2 separate regions of the Homo sapiens genome follow, and region 1 is linked to region 2. A link is an interaction called in ENCODE POLR2A ChIA-PET data of the cell type or tissue named here. Cell type or tissue: HepG2. All regions are shown on one strand. Links, peaks and the distances in the headings refer to the core of each region. The heading gives the core; the rest is flanking DNA. Region 1 overlaps LOC107985352 (a long non-coding RNA gene). Region 2 has its middle 18 kb from the start of ENAH.

Region 1 (5,379 bases), core at 325-5,324, 76 kb after region 2:
AAAAAAAAAAAGGAACAAGATCATGTCTTTTGCAGCTATATGGATGTAGCTGGAAGCCATTATCCTCAGCAAACTAACGCAGGAACAGAAAACCAAACACTGTATGTTCTCACTAGTAAGTGGGAGCTGAACAGTGAGAACACGTGGACACAGGGAGGGGAACAGCACTCACTGGGGCCTGTTGGGGGTGGGCAGGGGAACGGAGAGCATTAGGGAAAAGAGCTAATGCATGCTGGGCTTAACACCTGGGTGATGGGTTGATAGGTGCAGCAAACCATCATGGCACACATTTACCTGTGTTAACAAACCTGTACATCCTGTACATGTACCGAGGAACTTAAAATAAATAAATAAATAAATAAATAAAAGTTAAAAATAAGGGCCATGCATTAGCTCCTGGTTTTGTTTGTTTGTTTTTTGAGACAGAGTCTCACTGTGTCGCCAGGCTGGAGTGCAGTTGACGCAATCTCAGCTCACTTCAACCTCCACCTCCTGGGTTCAAGCGATTCTCCTGCCTCAGCCTCCCAAGTAGCTGGGACTACAGGCACCCACCACCATGCCCGGCTAATTTTTGTATTTTTAGTAGAGACGGGGTTTCACCATGTTGGTCAGGATGGTCTCAATATCTTGACCTTGTGATCTGCCTGCCTCGGCCTCCCAAAGTGCTGGGATTTATAGGCGTGAGCCACCGCACCTGGCCTCCTGGGTTTTAACATGAGCTCAGCCCAGACTGAATCTCTTAGTCTCAATTCTAGGTCATGTGGCAAAGACACTTTGAGGAGCCCATCCTGGGATGAAAACCATGGCCAGGGAAGAGGCCACAGCAGAGAGGCAGAGGTGCTGAAACCACTTCTGCAACCACAAGGACGAAAGTGCACCTCATTGGTGAGGGAGCGCTGGTGCCTGCCCCCATGTGCACACAGCAGCCCATAGCTAAGGAGTCACAGAGCTCTTACCTCAATCCTACCTGATCAGTTCAGCCAGAACTGATCTCTCAGCCAAGTCTGTACCCTGGCTAGAATGTGATCTTCAAAATGTGATCCTAACCTGTTTTGTTCACTCCTATGACCCCAGCATCCAGAACAATGCTTGGCACCATTGGTAGGCACTCAAATACTATACTTGGTACATCAAATAACAAATTAACTCCTCCATTCTATGCCTTCTTGGAAGGGATACAGGATGGCAGCTGGGGAGAGGAGAGCACAGAAGAAAGATGAGAACAGGATCTTAGAAAACTTCCCTGGGGCATATTTGTAGGCCCTGACTTACCCAGATCCTTGGAACAGGAATTATGGCTTAGGGAGCAGTAGGCAAGCCCTGATCATGGAGCCTGGCAGACCCATTTATTCCTTCAACAAGGATTTATGGAACACTTACCAGATGCCAAGTCCTGCTGTATTCTCAGCCTTGCCAGGCCTAGCTTTCATACCCTTCTGGCCCTGTGATTTCTGGCTAGCTGTTAGCCTCTCTCTCTGTTCATTCATTGGTAAATACATCACAGGGTTCTTGAGAAGATTAAATGACATAATATATAAAATACTTGCTTGTGCATAGTAACTGTCCTGTAAATATTTTTGCTGCAAAACATGGTTGTTGGGTTTTCTGTTGTTTTGTGGGGGGTGGGGAGATGGGGCTTAAGGTACAACTGTAACTGTGTAATTTACCACTGTCTGGGGTTCCTCCAGAAGATGGAATTGATCTGTATAATCATCATTTCTCGTGCAAGAATAGCCTTGCCTTCACCTGGCTGCTTTTATATGAAGGAAGTGCTCTTCTTTCCATAAGAGGGCACAGCTTCTGGCGCAGCAGCAGGAAGCTGTAGATGCAGCATGGGTTACTTGGGGAATAATCGGGTTTGCACAGCACCACACACCTTCCTACTCACATGGGGTGCCCAGGGTGCTGGTGTCGGCCTGGTCAGAGGGCAGGTGAAGCTAATGGCTGCCATGCAGTGAATTCACGGGGCTACCTTGTTCTACTTCTCTCTACCTCCTCCCTCCTGGCTTCTGGTCCCAGGTGTCTCAAGCACAGTTCAGCGTCTTTGAATCTCCATTCAGGGCCATCCCAGTCCCTCAGGTTCTCTGATATGAGAGAGAAGATCTCCCAGGCCTCCTTCCTCCAAGAGACCCCCTCTGTCCCCCCCCACTCTCCCCCAGTTTGGCCTCCTAGGCAGACGGTTTTTGTTTGAGTGTCATCCCTCTCCTCCGGACGCCCCATCATTCACCTTCAGCATTTAGGAACACAGCAGCAATCTAAACCAAATGGAGAAAGCAGGAGAAATTTTTAAAAGAAAGAAAAAAAAGGCCAGGTGCAGTGGCTCACACCTGTAATCTCGGCACTTTGGGATGCCAAAGTGGGTGGATTGCTTGAGGTCAGGAGTTTGAGACCAGCCTGGCCAACATGGCGAAACCCGTCTCTACTAAAATACAAAAATTAGCCAGGCATGGTGGCAGGCGCCTGTAATCCCAGCTACTCCAGAAGCTGAGGCAGGAGAATCGCTTGAACCTAGGAGGCGGAGGTTGCAGTGAGCCCTGGGATGAAGCCACTGCACTCCAGCCTGGGTAACAGAGCAAGACTCTATCTCAAAAAAAAAAAAAAAAAAGAATAAAAAAGAACAGATAATTTCAAAAGGACATTAAGCTCTATTCAGAGACACAATCTCCAATCAACAAAACGAAAGGCAAGCGTTGCCCCACAGGGACTGGCTGAAAGGCAGCCTGGCGGTGAGAGCGTTCTGGAGCTGGCTTCTCACACTGGGGAGGGCGCCCTCCCAGCAACCAGCCCCACCTGACGGGATCAGGCAGGACCCCACCCCAGGCTACGGGGCTTTGGGCTTCCCTGCTGAGGAGTTTCCTCCCGACACAGCTTACAAAGGCTCCCTCACAGGGGTAACAGCAGGACCGTGCTTGGCTGACAGAATGCTTTGGCAGAAAACTGCTGTCTGAGTCAGCCCTGAGAAATAATTAACCCTCATGATGTTTCCTGGAGGACTGAAGAGGGTTGGGTGTGGAGGATACAGGGAGGGCCTGAAGAGCTGGGCTTCTGAAGGGGAGGGAGCGCCTGGGCCTTCGGGCCTGGGCCTCCAGCAGCCTCACCTGAGGTGCCAGGACCCCCCAGCTAGCTCGCACCTGCTCTCTGGGCCTCAAGATTGTTCTCGGGGAGGGCAGAGAGAAGACTCTTACTTTTCTTCTTTTTTTTTTTTTTTTTTTTTGAGACAGGGTCTGGCTGTCACCTAAGCTGGAGCATAGTGGTGCAATCATAGCTCACTGCAGCCTCAGCCTCCTGGGTTCAAGTGATCCTCCCACCTCAGCCTCCCAAGTAGCTGGGACTACACACACACACCACCATGTCCAGCTAATTTTTGTACTTTTTGTAGAGACAGGGTCTTGCCATATTGCCCAGGCTGGTCTCAAACTCTTGGGCTCAAGTGATCCGCCTGCCTCAGCCTCTGAAAGTGCTGGGATTATAGGTGTGAGCCACCATGCCTAGCCTTTTATTTTTTATTTATTTTTTTGAGACAGTGTCTCTTATGTTGCCCAGGCTGGAGTGCAGTAGCATGAACATGGCTCACCACAGCCTCAATCTCCCAGGCTCAAGCTATCCTCTTGCCTCAGCCTCCCAAAGCACTGTGATTACAGTCATGAGCTGCCACACCCAGCTAGTATTTCTTTTCTTTTTTCTGTAGAGACAAGTTCTTGCTATGTTGCCCAGGCTGGTCTCGCACTCCTGGGCTCAAGTGATTCATCCACCTCAGCCTCCCAAAGTGCTGGGATTATAGGCGTGAGCCACCGGCACCCTGCCTGACCCTTACTTTTCTAGACACTCTTCCTGGAGGCCTGTTTCCATTCGGGGCCTTTTTGTAACATGTAAGTCGGGCAGATCACTATGCGGAGCTGCTCACCGTGTGCTGCTCAGTGTGGTACCAAGAGCTCAGAGAAGACACAAGTAAAACATAAGATCCAGACCGGGCCTCAGGGAACTCACCACCTGAGCAGAGAGGGGAGGCATGAAAACCCATTCAGTTAGATGGCCTCTGCTGGTCATGTGTTCATACATCCAGTGTGATAGGGGAAAAGAGATTTTCTTAAGCCTGAGCAGATTACTTTACACATTTAGACTGGGGGCTCAAACACTTGCTAAGGTAATAATGTTGCTTGTGATTCATATTTGTTCTTCCTTCTTTTTTTTTTGAGACAGAGTTTCGCTTTTGTTGCCCAGGCTGGAGCGCAGTGGTGCAGTCGCGGCTCACCGCAACCTCTGCTTCCCGGGTTCAAGCGATTCCCCTGGCTCAGACTCCCGAGTATCTGGGATTACAGGCGCCTGCCACCACGCCCAGCTAATTTTATATTTTCAGTAGAGACAGGGTTTCTCCATGTTGGTCAGGCTGGTCTCAAACTCCTGACCTCAGGTGATCCGCCTGCCTCAGCCTCCCATAGTGCTGGGATTACAGGCATGAGCCACCGCGCCGGGCTGGTTCTTCCTTCTAAGAAGCCTCCAGAGCTCCCTGCCTGTGTCTTTCTGAGAGTCGGTCAGATGCCCCTCTTTCATTTCCCTCCATTCCAAGGCCAAGATTTCTCATCCTCATTTCACAATCGGGAAAGTCAAGACCCATGCCGCAGGCTGGCCTGCCAGGCAACTGGCCCGAGGTTTACACACACTCAAAGATGCAGCCGAAGATTTGAAAATCCCCCTGGCACATCCGTCTTCATGCACTGAATGTATTCATTGAGGTTTTAATTGTTCAGAGCACTCTTGGAAGCGGCCGAGTCCAAAGAGAATTGGAGGCTGGCAGACACGGTGCTGGGGCTTTCTCTGGATCGTATTGGTGAGACAGGATACTGTGGCATGCTAACTTAGCAGTCAGCAAACTGTTTTTGTAAGGGCCCAGATAGTAAATAGTCAGTATTTTAGGCTTTATAGGCCAAATACTGTCTTTGTCACATTTTCTTCTTTGTTTTTGGTTGTTTGTTTTTGAGATGGAGTCTCGCTCTGTCGCCCAGGCTGGAGTACAGTGGTGCCATCTCAGCTCACTGCAAGCTCCACCTCCTGGGTTCACGCCATTCTCCTGCCTCAGCCTCCCGAGTAGCTGGGACTACAGGTGCCCGCCACCACGCCCTGCTAATTTTTTGTATTTTTAGTAGAGACGGCATTTCACCGTGTTAGCCAGTATGGTCTCGATCTCCTGACCTCGTGATCCGCCCACCTCGGCCTCCCAAAGTGCTGAGATTACAAGTGTGGGCCACCGCGCCTGGTGTTTTTTTGTTTGTTTTTTGTTTTTTGTTTTTTTAACTATGGTATAGCTGGGCATGGTGGTTGGTGCCTGTAGTCCCACCTACTTGGGAGGCTGAGATGGGAGGATTGTTTGAGCACAGGAAT
Region 2 (5,379 bases), core at 295-5,294:
TAAAAAACTTTTCTAAGGAGTGGAAGGGGGTACAAGAAGCCCTTAAAATAAATTCTTTCCAGTTTTAGGGGAGCTTATTAATATCACATTAACATTTAGTTGAGTTGTTTTTTGCTGACATTGGAACTGGAGCTCTGTATCGTATTAGCTACTGAATTTTACTGCATAAGTCCCTCCCCTTGATTAGCTGAAGGGAGTGAGAATCCTTTCTAAGTTTGTTTCCATTCTGTTTGGACTGCATTAAGACATCAGTCCATAATTACACAGAACCAAGGGAAAAGCCTATAAAATCAGATCAACTACCGTGTTGTTAGTTTATTCCGTTAACCATCTAAATTCAATTATTTTTAATGAAACGTATTGTGATATAACTTATATATAATAAAACGCTCCTGTTAAATGTACACTATCAGTTTTGACAAATGCATATGATCATGTGACCACCATCACAATCATGGTAGAGAACAACCCCATTACCCCCCAAAATTTCCTGTAATCCTTCCTAGTTAATCTTTCTCTCACCGTCAGCCTGGTCTGCTTTCTGTTACTATAGATTAGATTTGTCTGTTCTAGAGTTTCATACAAATGTAATCACGTCGTATGTACTCTTGTGTCAGTTTCTTTCATTCAGCATAATGGATTTGTGATCCCCCATGTCACCATGGGTATCAGCAGATCATTCCTCTTTACTGCTAAGTAGTATTCCGTTGTATGGATATCCTACAATTTGTTTAAATTTGTTGATCCATTTGTGTATTGTTGGACATTTGGCTTGTTTCCAGTTTGGGGACTATTATGTATACAGTTGGTATGTACATACATATACAAGTCTTTGGACATATATTTTCATATACCTTGGATAAATAATTAGGATTGGAATGGTTAGATCACATGGTAAGTGTATATTTAAAGAAAACTGCCAAGCTGTTTTCTAAAATTGTTGTGTCATTTCACATTCCCACCAGCAATATATGAGTTGCATTTGCTTCACATCCTGGCCAACGCTTGGTATGATCAGTTTTTAAAATTTTGACCATTCTAGTGGATACGTAGTGGTATCTCACTGTGGTTTATTTTTATTTATGTATTTATTTTTTGTTTTGTTTTGAGACAGTCTCACTCTGTCACCAGGCTGGAGTGCAGTGGCGCGATCTCAGCTCACTGCAACCTCCACCTCCAGGGTTCAAGTGATTCTCCTGCCTCAGCCTCCCAAGTAGCTGGTACTACAGGCATGCGCCACTATGCCCAGCTATTTTTGTATTTTTAGTAGAGATGGGGTTTCACCATGCTGGCCAGAATGGTCTCCATCTCTTGATCTCCTGATCCACCTGCCTCAGGCTCCCAAAGTGCTGGGATCACAGGCATGAGCCACCGTGCCTGGCCTATTTATTTATTTATATTTATTTTATTTACTTGGTTTTTGTTTGTTTGTTTTGGGTTTTTTTTTTCTTAAACAGAGTCTTCCTCTGTCTCCCAGGCTGGAGTTCAGTGGCGCTATCTCAGCTCACTACAACCTCCACCTCCCAGGTTCAAGCAATTCTCATGTCTCAGCCAACCAAGTAGCTGGAATAACAGGTGCACACCATGGCTGGCTAATTTTTCTTTCTTTCTTTCTTTTTTTTTTTTTTTTTTTTTTTTGAGCTGGAGTCTTGCTCCGTTGCCCAGGCTGGAATGCAAGGGCGCCATCTCGGCTCACTGAAAGCTCTGCCTCCCGGGTTCACGCCATTCTCCCGCCTTAGCCTCCCGAGTAGCTGGGACTACAGGCACGTGCCGCCACACTCGGCTAATTTTTTGTATTTTTAATAGAGACGGGGTTTCACCGTGTTAGCCAGGGTGGTCTCGATCTCCTGACCTCGTGATCTGCCCCCCTCGGCCTCCCAAAGTGCTGGAATTACAGGCGTGAGCCACTGTGCCTGGCCAATTTTTCTATTTTTAGTAGAGACGGGGTTTCACCATGTTGGTCAGGCTGGTTTCAAACTCCTAACCTCATGTGATCCACCTGCCTCGGCCTCCCAAACTGCTGGGATTACAGGCATGAGCCACCGCGCCAGCCCTCATTGTGGTTTTAATTTGCATTTTTCTGATGACTAATGGTGTTGAGCATCTTTTGATGTGCTTACTGGCCATCCATATACCTTTTCTGTTCCTCGTTATTGCCACTCTTCCACATATAGGCTTGTGATGGTTAATATTGTGTGTCAACTTGATTGGATCGAAGGATGCAAAGTATTGTGCCTGGGTGTGTCTGTGAGGATGTTGCCAAAGGACATAAACAATTGAGTCAGTGGACTGGGAGAGGCAGACTTACCCTCAGTCTGGGTGGGCACCAGCTAATCAGCTGCCAGCATAAAAGCAAGCATGGAAAGAGCAGACTTCCTGAGTCTTCTGGACTCCATCTTTCTTCCATGCTGGATGCTTCCTGCCCTTTAACATCAGACTCCAAGTTCTTCAGCTTTTAGACTCTTGGACTTACACCAGTGATTTGCCAGGGGCTATTGGGCCTTTGGCCAAAGACTGAAAGCTGTGCTATCAGCTTCCCTACTTTTGAGGTTTTGGGATTTGGACTGGCTTCCTGGCTCCTCAGCTTGCAGACGGCCTATTGTGGGACTTCACCTTGTGATCCTGTGAGTCAATTCTCCTAATAAACTCCCCATTCATACGTTCATCTATCCTATTAGTTCTGTCCCTTTAGAGAACCCTGACTAATACAAGGCTCTCATTATCTCCTGTCTAAAATGTAAAATTCTAATTCATCTCCAGCATAAACCAAGGTCTGATTGTGTCCTAGCCCTACTTATAAGCCTTCCCTGGAGCCCTATTTTCTCAGAATAAAGTCCACACTTCTTAGAATGACATTCAAGGCTTTTACCAAATTAGCCACAAAAGACTAAAAGACCAAAAGACCAATTTCCTTTAAGTGGGGTAATCTGGGCAGGGTAATTTTTCTTCCTCACCTTTTCTGCTTGACCCCACATCCTCCACACATGCACATTGGACTGTTGACTCTTCCCTAATTTTCTCACACATGCTCATGGGGTTGTGGCTTTGCTCATGCTGTTTATCCTACCTGGTTGCCCTTTGATCTTTTCTACATGACGGCATGTTCATTCTTTAAGGCTCAGCTCATAGGTCTGCTCTTCTGTGAAGCCGTCTCAACCTCATGAAGTAGAATCAACAACTATTTGTGCTCTTTGGTAGCTCTTAGTCTGTAATGCTCACAAGCTCCTCACCACAGACTACTTACTGTATTAGCTGGTTGAGGGGCTCCTGTCTCTCTTTGCTGGAGCTTAACTCCTTAAGAACAACGGTGGTATCTTACTCTTTTTACATCCTGAGGGCCTCACATTAACTCCTGCTTAGTAACATGGTTGACTGAATGTGTGGAAGAATAACTGAGGAAATAAATGAAAAGAAATCTGCCTTGGCCGGGCATGGTGGCTCACGCCTGTAATCACAACACTTTGGGAGGCTGAGGTGGGTGGGTCACCTGAGGTCAGTAGTTCGAGACCAGCCTGGCCAACATGGTAAAACCCCGTCTCTACTAAAAATACAAAATTAGCTGGGTGTGGTGGCGCAAGCTTGTGATCCTAGCTACCTGGTATGTTGAGGCAGGAGAATCGCTTGAACCCAGGAGGCGGAGGTTGCAGCGAGCTGAGATTTCGCCACTGCACTCCAGCTTGGGCGACTCCGTCTCAAAAAAAAAAAAAAGAAAGAAAGAAATCTGCCTTTAAGCAAATGGTTTACCCTCTCTAGACCTCCATTTCCTTATCTGTAATTTGAGAGAGCTAGAATCATTGATTTATAATACCTTTACAGTTCTTTTCTTTTCTTTTTTTTTTCTTTTTCTTTTTTTTGAGACAGGATCTTGCCCTGTCACCCAGACTGTAGTCATAGCTCTGCAGACTCCAGCTCCTGGCTCAAGCAATCCTCCCACCTCAGCCTCCCGAGTAGCTGGGACTGCAAGTGTGCACCACCACATCCAGCTAATTTTTAAATTTTTTTTTGTTTTTTATAGAGACAGGGTCTCTGCTTTGTTGCCCACCCTGGACTTGAACTCTTAGCCTCAAGTGATCCTCCTGCCTCAGCCACTCAAAGTGCTGGGATTATAGGCGTGAGCCACCATACCCAGCCTCTTTCCAGTTCTAATATATTTGATTTATTTTATTTTGTTTCTAATGTATTTTAAATTCTATGTTTATATTTTCAAATCCAGTAAAACAGTATATTTGAATGTATCCAAAAACTGGATGATGGATCAAATGTGCTAATTAGATAATGCTGGATTATCAGTGACACTTTGAGGGGCCACATCTTATTCCCTGGGAAATATAAGATGAAAATAGTGGGACCTTCCTCAGTTAACTTTGCTAGCAGATGTGATCGTGAAGAATTATGATTTGTCACTATTTTTAGTCTGAATCTACAATGCAGCAGCAACAGCACATTCTCACACATTCCTATAAGTTTATGCCTTTATATATGTCTATATATTGTGGTTTTTTTCTTCGTTTATTGTCTGGGGGAAGACAAAAGGAAGAAGAATGATAATACTTAGAAGCTGTAATCTACCATTTAGTTTTATAAGGAATTGTTACTTAAATTGTAATTTATAGTATTTATAATGGAAAAAAGTTGTTTACTCAAGTATATCAAGTTTAAAATATATAATGAAGGCCGGGCACAGTGGCTCACGCCTGTAATCCTAGCATTTTGGGAGGCCAAGGCGAGTTCAAGACCAGCCTGGCCAACAGAGTGAAACCCCATCTCTATTAAAAATCCAAAAATTAGCCAGGCGTGGTGGTGGGCACCTGTAGTCCCAGCTACTCGGGAGGATGAGGCGGGAGAATCACTTGAACCCAGGAGGCGGAGGTTGTAGTGGTCTGAGATCTCACAACTGCACTCCAGCCTGGGCGACAGAGTGAGACTCTGTCTCAAATAAATAAATAAATAAATAAATAATAAAATATATGATGAAGACTTATTTTCATATAAAATATAACAAATATTCCATTTTATTTTTAAATTATGCAAACATTCTATAATTTTTTTTGTCCTATAAATCCAGGAGTTTCTTTTCTACATGATTATCCTGGATAAAGTTAGACATTGAGGCAGTCTGTGATAGCTTCTTAACTTCTTTCCAGTATTATAGCTTCTGTTAGCTGGCAACAACCAGAGCCAAATCTACAATTTGGATTTCAGATTTAGTAAGTGGTAAATCATTTGTAAGACCCAAGACACACAAAGCTGCAGCAGTGACAATATCCTCCCCAAGCATTTCAGAAGGATCACAAGCACACTGCCAACATTTATTAATTGCTCTATAAAAAGACACACATGAAGGCATGAGCCCCAAAAGGTCTGACAATGTCAAAACAT

What was found. Peaks named below come from ENCODE experiments on the same cell type or tissue, not always from the same donor. Only the 100,000 strongest peaks of a DNase experiment are listed, where the experiment ranks them.
Region 1: POLR2A ChIA-PET joins it to region 2 with 7 read pairs; 10 of 35 experiments call an interaction of 5 or more read pairs at or near these places.

Annotation. Positions count from the first base shown.
Region 1 is chr1:225,744,051-225,749,429 of GRCh38, forward strand. LOC107985352 (a long non-coding RNA gene) reads left to right here. Exons shown (of 2, transcript XR_001738499.2): 2 at 756-1,542. Among named protein-coding and RNA genes, the nearest start is that of SRP9, 31 kb to the right of the region's middle. In HepG2, for the core only: no CTCF peak of the experiment used is centred there; a DNase peak (open chromatin) is centred at 2,971; H3K4me3 peaks cover 738 bases.
Region 2 is chr1:225,668,479-225,673,857 of GRCh38, forward strand. No RefSeq gene overlaps it. Among named protein-coding and RNA genes, the nearest start is that of ENAH, 18 kb to the left of the region's middle. In HepG2, for the core only: no CTCF peak of the experiment used is centred there; a DNase peak (open chromatin) is centred at 3,093.